2 separate regions of the Homo sapiens genome follow, and region 2 is linked to region 1. A link is a contact called in ENCODE Hi-C or POLR2A ChIA-PET data. All regions are on one chromosome and are shown on one strand. Each heading gives the region's core, a stretch centred on a gene start or an enhancer-like site at or near the end of the contact. The rest is flanking DNA. Distances are from core to core; before and after follow the strand shown.

Region 1 (5,928 bases), core at 1,266-3,765:
TTTTAAAAAAGAAACTTTGCTAAGACAGACTTTTGGCATGTTAAAGTTGAACTTGAGTTTAGTTTCTAAAATAATTTAATTTTTTTTTAATCTTTAAAATAATGACTACAGGAAATACTTCTAAAATAATTGATATTCCCCGTGGTAAAACTGGGGTTATTACTGGATGAATTTCAGCATGTGTTCTTTTTTCCTGGGGTGAAAAAAAAGTGTTGGGGAGTGTTCCATTGTATGCCAAAACACATAAATTGTAATCCCTCAAACCTCAGAGCGCCCTTCATATGGTGGTAGTTATTTGGTATATTGTAAAATGTGGCCTGGAGATTAAAATAAGAAATAAAATATTTTACTATATACGGATCAGTTAGAATATTCCTTTTAACACTTTTGCATGGATACTTTGGTTAAAATAAATCATTGTATTGAAGCAGACGTAGCATTGCTGCTCGTTTCTATTTCCTATATGTATTTTATATTTCCTACAGATGAAGAATGACCAAAATGTCAGCCCCATTAAAGCAGAAATTTTTTTTTAGTGCCAGTCTCCATCACCTAGAATGGTACCTGATACATAGTGATTGCTCGCTAAAAAAATGTACTAAATGAATGAGCTAACAAGCAACCAAAATTAAAAATGACACTATCACTTTTCACTGATAAACTTCCTTCCAGAAGTATTGGGAACGTCACAATACCTGGTGTTTGTCTGGAATTCCGATTAGGTGCCGCCTGCATGTTCCTTTAGCCCCCTGAGCCTTCCCACAGATCACAGCTTCCCTTAGAGTCAGTCCGTGCAGAAAGAGCTGTGTCTTAGTGTTCATGGTTGTATTGGTAATGCCACATCTAGCAGCATAGTGGTTTCTTAGTAAATATTTGTTGGATGAATATAGTGCTTTATAGTTTCAATAATGCTTTCATATTCAGTTTGAATGGTTGACAGCTCCATGAAGTTGGCTAATAGTATCATCCTAGTTTTATAGATGATGGAACAGAGGTTAAAGAGGCTGTTAGTTATCCTTGGGTCATAAGTAGCAGACCTGGAACCACAACCTCTAAATCTGTTAATTTCTTCATCCCTTGTTTCAGAACAGCTTTAAAAACATTAGTGAACCTATTAATTAATTAATATTCGCCTTCCCCTAGTTGAAATCCTACAGGGAAAGTTATTACATGAACCCTTTTCCAAACTGCCCTAAGGTTATCAGTCACAGACTTTGTTGGATGCCAGTTTCGGTTTTCATAGTAGTTCTTTTTTGGTTACCTGTGATAGATTCTTTTTGAAAGAAAATTTTTTTTTAACGAACCCTCATTCTTTCAAACAATTTATATTCTTCTTTCCCAGACATTTTAACCTGTAAATTTATCAATACTGTAAATCTAATTTTTATAATAAAAATATTCCAATACTTTTTTTTAAGTAAGTTAATGCAGTAAATCAATGGTTCCCAAAATTAAACAAATTTTCACAGCCCTAGAGGAGTGGGCTCCAGTGTGTTCCTTCTTGCCTTGTCTGCCTGGTCATTTTGACATAGAAATTTCAGCTGTGTTGAATTGGCTTGGTGGATATTTCTGGAATCAGGCTTGAAAAGGAGAGACCTTCCCTGTGACATTAGTAAAAACAAAAAAGTCTGAGTCATGTGGATCACCTGAGGTCAGGAGTTTGAGGCCAGCCTGGCCAACATGGTGAAACCTGTCTCTACTAAAACTACAAAATTAGCCAGGTGTGGTGGTGCGCGCCTGTAATCCCAGCTGCTTGGGTGGCTGAGGCAGGAGAATCGCTTGAACCCAGGAGGTGGAGGTTACAGTGAGCTGAGATTGTGCCACTGCACTCCAGCCTGGGAGACAAGAGGGAAACTCCTCATTTAAAAAAAAAAAAAAAAAAAAAAAAAGCTGGCCAAACATTGAAGATCCTCAAATGGTGGCAGTGTCTGGGTGCACATTTTGCCAGATCCATTCACGGAGGCCAAAGACCAACTGACATATGACCAAGGTTTTGAATAAAAAAGGATTTCACAATCTATGAATCAAATCCAGTTCTCATTTCTGTTTAGTCTTCTGTTGAGAAAAATAACTTGGTGACTTCAGTAAGCTTTAATCTACTTTGTGATTCTTGGGTTAGAGGTTATTTTATCAGACTGCTACATTTAAACTTACCCTCATTATCTTACAAATGACTTTAAGGTGTTACTGGAACAATACTCACCACAAAGCTATGATTTCATTGTGAAATACCAACAAGACCCTGATTCCGTTTGCCTGCTGCAGACATTAATGTTTACTGTTAGAACTGAGGCATCAAAGGGAATAAATAAACTGCTGACATTGTGTTGCCTTCAGGATCCGTCACGGGAATATATGGTAGGGGTTTGAGAAGTGGTTTTGGGTGGAGAAAAAGCATTTTCTTTTTTCACCCAGCGCCTGACTTCTCAGTTGAGGCGGGACAGAGCCATTGTGTTTGTTCGGGCTCTCGCAAAGCCAGATCACATCAGCCCGGGCCGCGGCTTTATGCGCAGCCTCACAGTTCATGCCTTTGTTGCCCTGATGCACAGTCGGGAAAGGATGACGAGAAGGGAGCTCAGTAAAGACCTTTCAGGGATTGTTTCTGAGTTTGTCATTGCCACCTGTCCTCCTCTCTCCCCTGGCTTTTCAGACTATTCCCATTTTGTGAGACTCCTGGGTTTCTGATTGGTGTGGCGTGGATACCATAGGTAGATGTAACACAAAAAGTGGAAGTAAACAATGTTTCAAAGAAATAATCTTGAAGAAGAGAGAAAAAAGCCTGCTCTTACTCCAAGGCTGTGTGGACATAAGCGATGAAGGATTAGGATTATTTTAATTATTAGTGACTGTATTGTTTTCTTTATTTCTTTTTTTTCTGAGACGGGGTCTTGTTCTCTTGCCCAGGCTGGAGTGCAGTGGTGAGACCTCAGCTCACTGCAGCCTCAACCGCCCAGGATCAAGCAATCCTCCCACTTCAGCCTTCTGAATAGCTGGACCACAGGCATGTGCCATCATGCCCGGGTTTTTTTTTTTTTTTTTTTTTTTTTGAGACAGTCTTACTCTGTTGCCCAGGCTGGAGTACAGTGCTGCTATCTTAGCTCACTGTAATCTCCTCCTCCTGGGTTCAAGTGATCCTCCTGCCTCAGCCACCTGAGTAGCTGGAATTAGAGGCGTGTGCCACCATGCCTTGCTAATTTATGTATTTTTAGAAGTGAAAGGGTTTTGGCATGTTGGCCAGGCTGGTCTTGAACTCCTGGCCTCAAGTTATCTGCCTGCTTCAGCCTCCCAGAGTGCTAGGATTACAGGCATGAGTCACCATGTTGGATAAATATTTAAAATTTTTTGTAGAGATAGGGTCTCACTATGTTGCCCAGGCTGGTCTCGAACTCCTGGGCTCAAGCAATCCACTTGTCTTGGCCTCCCAAAGTGCTAGGATTACAAGTATGAGTCACCGTGCCTGGCATCTCTTAATTTTTGAAACCACTAATGTCTTTCCCTTAAGACTTGGGTCATTTTGGAAGTAAGAGGCCAGACTTGATGCCTTCAGACATTTATTATTTCTAACACTGGTGCATGCATCTTTCCTGTCTCTCACAGGTGGCTTGGTGCAAGTGTAGTTTTATCTTGTTGAAAGCCTTTTGTTCTTCTTTGAACAGTGGGACTGTAGTGTTATCAACAGGGCCAGTGCTAGGACCAGAAAGCTTTCGGTGTGATAGGCAGTTTCTGTTCAGGACACCTGCTGCCCAAGCACAGTGCACTCATTGTTTCTTCAGTTGAACATGTTCTAGGCAGAGCTGTGTCTTTTTTAGCCTAGGATTGAGTCTTCACTTTTTCTCCTGCATGCGTTTCATTTTTGGTAGAATAAATTTCTGTCTTCTTCTTCTGGTTTTGCTGGTATGAATTTAATACCTGCACGTGATTTGTACAAAGTTTATTTCCAAGAGTTCATGCTGAAATGTCATAGTGGTGGAAAGAGCACTTGGTCAAAGTGGAGGCAAATGGTCTGGACTCTCATTCCTGCTTTGCTGGCTGTGTGGCTGAGGGAAAGACATTTTACCTCTCTGGGCACGGGCTTATTAGAGCAATGGGTTGCCAAGGCCCCAGTGTAAAGATTCCACCATTGTGTCTTGTGTTTTTCAGGATGCCAAGAGCATCAGAAATGAGTGTGCCAGGAGTCATTAAGGGCCCTGCTCCTGTGAGTAGGTAACACCAGGAGGCATTCTTTTATTTATTTAATTTATTTGTGTATTTGAAACAAGGTCTCACTCTGTCTCCCAGACTGGAGTATAGTGACGTGAACATGGCTCACTGCAGCCCCGACTTCCCAGGCTGTAGTGACCTTCCCACCTCAGCCTCCTAAATAGCTGGGCCCACAGGCATGTCCCAACATGCCCGGCTAATTTTTTAAATTTTTGTAGAGACAAGGCCTCTCTTTGTTGCCCAGGCTGGTCTTGAACGTCTGGGCTCAAGTGATCCTCTGGCCTTAGCCTCCCAAATTGCTGGGATTACAGGCCATAAGCCACCATGCCCAGCCCGTTCTTTTAACTTAGTGACAGTTTTATGGCATGGCCAGTGATAGAGAAATTTGGATGCGATAGGTGAGGGAGGGAAACAACTATGGTTCTCTGTCTGTGGCAAGTTTGCAGAGTAAAAAAGAATTTTTTATTTCTAGGAAAGTGTTGTTCATCACTGGAAGTGTTACTGGACACTTGGGTTTTGAACGTGTAAATTAAGAACTTCTGTGATCAGATAAATACTTCTTCATTTGTTAGCTCTGTTCAGATAAGAGGCAGACCGAAGATCAGGCTAATATAGCATAGATACCCCATTTCTGATTTGTATTCCTGCAGTCTTAAACCCCTTATTTAAAAATTCTCTTAAAATACATGTTAATTGTAGAAAATTTGGAAAATACTAGAAAGAAAATACAAATAGCTTTCCATTCCATAACCCAAAAGTGCTGTTGTTCATACTTAGGTGTCTTTAGATTATATGCACTCAGTTTGTAGAACAAAATTGGGATCATACCATACATATATAACTTGATATTTTGCTTTTTTTCTGCTGTTCCTTTCGAGATGATTTTTGGGACTGAGGTTTCAACTGAAGGTAGAGATTAATGTAATGTTATGCTTAGCACACTTGTGACGAGGACTGTTTTGATTTACAGAAATAGAACTGTGGACCCAGTATCTGAAAATAACATTTGTCCTGTCCCCTCTTGAATAGACTTTCAATATTTGGCATATACAGATGTCGTCATAACTGTTACTATAATTAACAAATGAAGACTTCTTAATCTATTAGCTCTTAATGTTCACTAATTGCTTTCATAAGATTCCCTCATTGAGTTTTCTGTGCCAGAATTGCTAGCTGCACCACCAGTGAGCATAAGTTATTTCCACACTGTTTTTCCTTAAGCCCTGATTCCTCTAGCTAAAGCATGGCAGCGCCTGTGGGCTAGGCCACATGTTTGGCAGCAGGATAGTTAAGGGATTCCTTTTGCCCAGTTATGTTATACGTTTGATAATATTTATGATTTACTTGTTGAATGTTGGTTTCATATATAATTTCCTCTATTAGGAAATGAAAGATTATTCGTTTCCCCTTTGGATTATGTAGCCTATAAAATTTTCTATTACACCATTCATATTGCAATGTAAATATATTCTAAATCCTGAACCGCATTAGAATTTTTTATAGCCCCCACTTATGTGTCTTTTTGTGGTGCCCTTTGAAGTCCTGTAATGTTTTATATTTGAGATTAAATCTGGGTTTCGCTTTACTTTTTAAAGCATATTGAGCAAGTTAATTTTCTGTTTCAGTTCCTAAGGGGAATGATTCCAGCCCTCTGTGTCCCAAGAATTCAGACTGAGCCCTGCCAGAACATTCCTGTGGTTTTCCACGGGGCAGATCAGTATGTTCATG
Region 2 (5,928 bases), core at 1,156-3,655, 42 kb before region 1:
TATGGTTTCGGGTATTATGTTTAGGTCTTTTATCCATTTTGAGTTGATTTTTATGTATGGTATAAGATAAGGGTCCAGTTTTGTCCTTTTGTGTGTGGAAATCCAGTTTTCCTAGTACTGTTTATTGAGGAGACTATCCTTTCCCCATTGTGTCTTCTTAGTGTGCTTGTGAAATATTAGTTGACTCTATAGAACCATCTTCTTTCACACTTGGATTTTTAAAGGAGGGTTGGGGGAGAAATAAAAATAAATGAATGCGTAGAAATAAACTTTAAAAAGATTTGATAGCTGTTGATGTTGTCAGTGGACACCAGGTTGGGCAGGGGAATTAGATTGTTGCAGATTGTTCATAACCTAGCCACGTGGTTCGATTATGTTAAGCACATAGGCATTAATAAGGGGGAGAGAAGGCTGTTTATTGGTTAAAGTGGACAAAGGAGGAAAATACATGTGGTAGAAGTTGTCCACCCTCCTCATCCTCCCCACTCCAGTCCTCTGGTCCCATGAGTGAAATATTTTATCAGTCTGAGCGTTCTCCTTCCTGGATAGGCAAGGCTGCTGTCATTGAGATGTTTTTGACCTCTTGGGTGTGACCTGACTCCGCTGGGTCCCTGCCAAGCTTCTCCTCAGAGAGAATTGAATCGATCAGGTTGGGTCTCAAAGCATGGTCCACATGGGAAATGATGGGCCAACCACAGCTCTCTGGTTTTTCTTCTGCTAGCCTTTTTGCTGCTCTCGTTCATCAGAAACAGCAGACCAGCGTTGGTCCATTTCTTCAAAGCTCCTTAATCAGAAGTAGAGGATTAGCTTTCTTTGGCTTTTTTCTTTTCAGATCTTCTTAAAGTGTTTTACTTTGTATGGCGCAACCACTTTATGTTACTTTGGAGGTAAAGTTTAGCTGACTCCAGGAGTCAAGCCGTGTTTTTATGGACAGGTATGTGTGATTAGTATGAAGTTGTCTTGTGCATAATCTATGCAACAAAATACACTTAGTATCCAAACCTAATAATACAAAGGTGGATGCATATCCCTTTTCCATGCTGGATACTTGCTCTTCTTTTCCTACCTCTTCTGAGGAGATAATCACAGAACTTTAAGAAATAGCCTTTGTAGCTGGGTGCGGTGCCTCACAACCTGTAATCCCAGAGCTTTGGGAGGCTGAGGCAGGTGGATCACAAGGTCAAGAGTTTGAAGACCAGCCTGGCCAACACGGTGAAACCCTGTGTCTACTAAAAATATAAAAATTAGCCGTGTGTGGTGGTGGGTGCCTGTAATCCCAGCTACTCGCGGGCTGAGGCAGAGAATTGCTTGAACCTGGGAGGTGGAGGTTGCAGTGAGCCGAGATCGCGGCACTGCGCTCCAGCCTGGGCGACGGAACAAGACTCCATCTCAAAAAAAAAAAAAAAAAAAAAAAAAAAATAGCCTATGTAGGAAATTCTTTTGATATAGTAAGTTTTAGAAAGCAAATATACTACAATGAAATAATACTAAGCAGTATGTTAAACTATGGGACATTTTTATTTCTTCAAGGATTATAACACTGGGGGATTATCAACTTTCTAATGAAAAAAAATAATAGCACGTGTAAGATTGGACCTATTTGGATAATTAAATATTAATGAAAGAAGATGTGACTTTTGATTTTTAGCCATGAATTTTTAAGGGACTTCTATTTGAAGACATGCTGAATTGTTTACTAAATTCAGGAAACAGTTACAGATTTTCAACCCTGTGCTGAGGCAACGTGCAGGTGCTTAGGAGACAAAAGAGAATGGGCCCCAGGCCTGTCTCCCAGGGGTTCACAGACAGTAAGTGTTATCGTGGAGAAACCTGTTCATGTAACACAGAGGAGGGATCAGTTAGTTTTGTCTGGGGTGTTAGAGAAAGAAGAAGAAAGGAAATGACTTACTATGTAAGGACCACAGTTCTATGGCTGAAGAATCTGAGCCATGTCCAGAATACTTAGCTAATGACTTCCTCAGGAGAGAGAAGTATACCGCTATTTACTTGTACTGAGGACTTTAATTTGTTGAGATGCTTTTATTGCTTGATTTTCTGAGGTTAGGCTGTTTTATTGTTAGGTAGCAGCAGCCAGAGAGCTGTTTTCGGAGGGGATTTACTGTCACTGTAATGCTCTGGGGCTGGGAGACTTTTATTTACCCATTAACCTTTTACATTAAGGGAAAGCACACAGATCTTAGGTGTACTGCTTGATTTTTCCATATATATGCAACTGTTTAGCCATTACCCAGGTCAAGATAGATAACATTCCTATCCCTCCTGTGGCCTTCCTCCTGCCCCTTCCAGACAGTACCCCTCCCATTGTATCTTTATCACTGTAGGCAAGTGTTCCCTCTTTGAACTTGGTGTAAATGGAATCATGAAGTGATTCAGTATGTGCTTTCATTCTGACCACGTCTGTGCAACCATCCACGTTGTTGTGAGTAGCAACAGCTCATGTTTTTCCCACTGTATATATTATATGAATATACTTCAGCCTATCCACTTTACTGTTGACAGACATTTGGTTTTCCAGTTTATGGCTACTGGGAATAATGATGCTATGAATATTCTTGTATTTGCCTTTGGTAGACACTTACCAGGCATTTCTGTTAGGTATATTCTTAGGAGTAGGATTGCTGAATTGTAAGGGGTGTGTAGGTTGTTTAATAAAGTCTTCCAAATTGGTGGTTCCAGTTTACATTCCTACCAGCCATGTATGTTGCCACCACTTTTTCTTTTTTTGAATTGAGACGGGGTCTCACTGTCACCTAGGCTGGAGTGCAGTGGCATGATCTTGGCTCACTGCATCTGTGCCTCCCAGGCTCAAGCAAACCTCCCGCCTCAGCCTCCCTAGTAGCCCAGACTACAGGCACGTGCCACCACACCCTGCTAGTTGCCACCACTTTTAACCCGGTTAGAACTGCCTTTGTTCCTTACCTTAGTTCACATAAGCATCCCCACACCCACAGGCACTGTTTTAGTCTGTTCAGGCTGCTGTAACAAAATACTCTAAAACAACAGACACTTATTTCTCACAGTTCGGGAAGCTGGAAAACGTTCGAGATGAAGGTGCTGGCAGATTAGGGTCCTGCTTTCTGGCTCATAGATGGCCATCTTCTCACTGTGTCCTCACATGGCAGAAAAGGGCCAGAAAGCTCGTAGAGGATCTTTTATAAGGGCACAAATCCCATCCATGAGGGCTGTACCCTCGTGATCTAATCACCTCTTAAAGACCCCACCTCCCAGTACCATCACATTTGGAGTTGGGATTCCAACACATGAATTTTGGAGGGGAACAAACATTCAGTCTGCAACAGGCACCACAGCTGGAAATCTTCCTGCCTCTTTAAGATTCTTTTCTTTTACTTCATGGAGGTAGCTTGTCAATAGGGCTGGAAATGTCTCTGGAACCTGTTTTCTTTTTCAGTCCCCAGATGTCTTCATTTTTTTCTCACCTTCATGATGGCAAAGCCTGCTAATTGGTTGTTCTGTCTCTAGATTTTCTTTTCTACAAGCCAACCTCCACATGTTCCCCTAGAATAGAAAGATACATAACTAAAAGCACCTATCACAGTTTATAGGCACTTTAATGTGAATTGAATGGAAATCTGATTTAAAACTGGCTGTATTATACAGTCTAAACTCTTTTGCATAAATATGTATTGGAAAGAGTTAAGGAGTAATGATTTTTCATGCTATTGAGGATCTCATTTGGGAAAAATATAAATATATAAATCTCAATAGATGTTTATGTATGTATACACATATATACATACATGCATACATAGAAACTTTTTTCCTTTGCCTCTGCAGTGAGATTTGGATTACAAAAGAAGCTAAAGTACAAATGGATAACTCATGTCACATAAATGAATTGAGAGTACTGTCTGTTTAAGGATCTTTCAGTTTAGATTTTAAAAGTTTTGGTTGATAATAATAAATAACTCTTGGTTGGCACTTAACAGTTTATGAATGTGTATGTGTGTACATAAATGTCTGTGTTGCTTATTTAATTCTTACAATGACCATGTTCAATAGATAGTATTACAGTATTCTTTTTTGCAAATGAGGAAATAGGGTCTCTGATGAGCTGAACAGTCGTCCAGGGTAACATGAATTGTACTTGATGGTTTGGTAAAGATAACAAAGCCTTCTGAATTCATAGCCCATGGTCATTAAATTCATTTATCTCCTATCTGTGTATGACTTCTGCAGATAAGCTCTGAACTTAAGTTTGTGTGTATAATATTAGCCTATTGGTACAACTGTGTATTATTAATGTTGTTTGTTTTTCTCAAATTTAAAAGACTCTTATCTTTTTTCATGTTATAAAAATGGCATGGTTTTTAGTAGGAAACACAGCAGTAAATAACAAAGTATAAAAAGCCATTTTTTAAAAAATCACCTGAAATCCCACCATTTTGATAGGTGTTACATTTTAATATTTGGCAAGTAAAGGACTGCTGCCTTTTGCTACCTGAGATCTTATTTTGTATCATTGTATCTTCACTTCATTAGGAAAACAGTTCTTACAGAAGCTCATCTCTGACTTGATTTTATTTCTGTGCTGGGGTTGTTTGCTAAAACTTGAAATAATCTTAAATGAAAACACAAAATACAAAATAGCATTCTCATATTGATGATTCCTATATGTGTGCAGAAGCTAGGAATTTTAGTGATAAAATTAAGTTCTTTGTTGCTATGCATCTTAAATATTTGTTTGCATTTCAAAGGAACATATAGTACAGTCAAATGCATGGATTTGGAGTCTGACAAGTTTAGGTATCAGCTCTGGCTTCATAATGTCCTAGTTGTATGGCATTGAGCATGTTTATCGATTAATACCTACCTGATAGGGTTGCTGTGAACACCCAACAGTGCAAAAGTAGTTGTAGTTAGTAATAATAATAGTGCTGTATTAAATGCATTTTTTACTCATGATATTTTCAATTTATGGTGGGTTTATTGCAATGTAAGTCAAGGGTATGGGTAATGATGGTGCTTTATTTCTAGTCAGCAGTAATTTGTTTCCAGATAAAGTAGAGATCTGAACTACAACAGTGGTAATACTGAGTGTTTCCATAGGATTGTATAGACTCTGCATTTTTTTGAGTGAAACAGTTGTTGACATAGTGTAAGGGTTGACACATTGTATTTTTGAACTTCTTGGAATCTGCTTAATGGCAAACAGGTTGCTGAGAACCGAAGGTCTTAGCTGCAAAGTGAGCATACATACACAGCCCTGCAAAGCTAGGTGCATACCAGACAAGTGAATAACATACTAATTATTATCCTACCTTGGTAGTAATAGAATTGTAGCTTCAGGCACTATGTAAGACCTAGCTTTTTGAGCTGGCAAAATAGTGATTACTATTTTTAGTTCAATTTCTGCTCTTTAAAAAAACATAGTATACTACTTGCTACTCCTGGATGGTTTTATGTATTTTAATTAATGTTATCTTATTGCATTTGTACCCTGAGGCTGCTTTAGTGAAAGATATAATTTCAGAAGGCTGATGAAATTAGATAGGTCTGACTAGGAAGACTCTGTTATTCATATTTATGGTTATAAAATATTTCGGGTACATCTGTGTAAGACATTCTTGTGCTATAAACATACAGACACTGTTGTGAATCAATTTGCCTTAGAGTGTGGTAGAGTAGTTACAGACCAGTATAGTAGCTCTAGTGTGGGGGTGATTTGTTGTTTTTGTTGGGGGTGTTTTTGGTATTAAACATGACTTTACATTTTTCACTTGAAATCTCATCGTGCAGTGCTGTGTAAAGAAATGAAAGTGATTCTAAACCAAACACACACAACACTCCTCAGCTCTATTACTTTATAGTCAGGCTTAACACATTCTGATGGAATTGGCATGAAGTACGTGACCAGGTAGAAATCAGCTTTATTTGGTCTAAATGACT

What was found. A loop is a pair of places that touch in the nucleus more often than their neighbours do. ChIA-PET counts read pairs that join two places held with the same protein, here RNA polymerase II (POLR2A). Pooled maps may share reads with other maps.
Region 2: a loop to region 1 is called in a map of ovary, with 2.1 times the contacts of the local background. The contact joins two enhancer-like sites. A Hi-C loop is called at or near these places in 19 of 168 maps with a recorded cell type or tissue (Panc1, adrenal gland, aorta and 10 more), 1 of 37 single-sample maps with no recorded cell type and 8 of 50 pooled maps. POLR2A ChIA-PET finds 5 or more read pairs at or near these places in 9 of 52 experiments (AG04450, BJ, H1 and 4 more).

What each region holds. Positions count from the first base shown.
Region 1 is chr4:41,143,443-41,149,370 of GRCh38, reverse strand. All of the region lies in intron 1 of APBB2 (amyloid beta precursor protein binding family B member 2), which reads left to right. Among named protein-coding and RNA genes, the nearest start is that of APBB2, 68 kb to the left of the region's middle. Within about 2 kb of position 2,515, at least 16 of the 41 ENCODE cell types and tissues checked have a DNase peak (open chromatin) inside an H3K27ac peak, as active enhancers do.
Region 2 is chr4:41,185,733-41,191,660 of GRCh38, reverse strand. The region is part of intron 1 of APBB2 (amyloid beta precursor protein binding family B member 2); the gene reads left to right. Among named protein-coding and RNA genes, the nearest start is that of APBB2, 26 kb to the left of the region's middle. RefSeq lists an enhancer at 2,055-2,134. Within about 2 kb of position 2,405, at least 2 of the 41 ENCODE cell types and tissues checked have a DNase peak (open chromatin) inside an H3K27ac peak, as active enhancers do.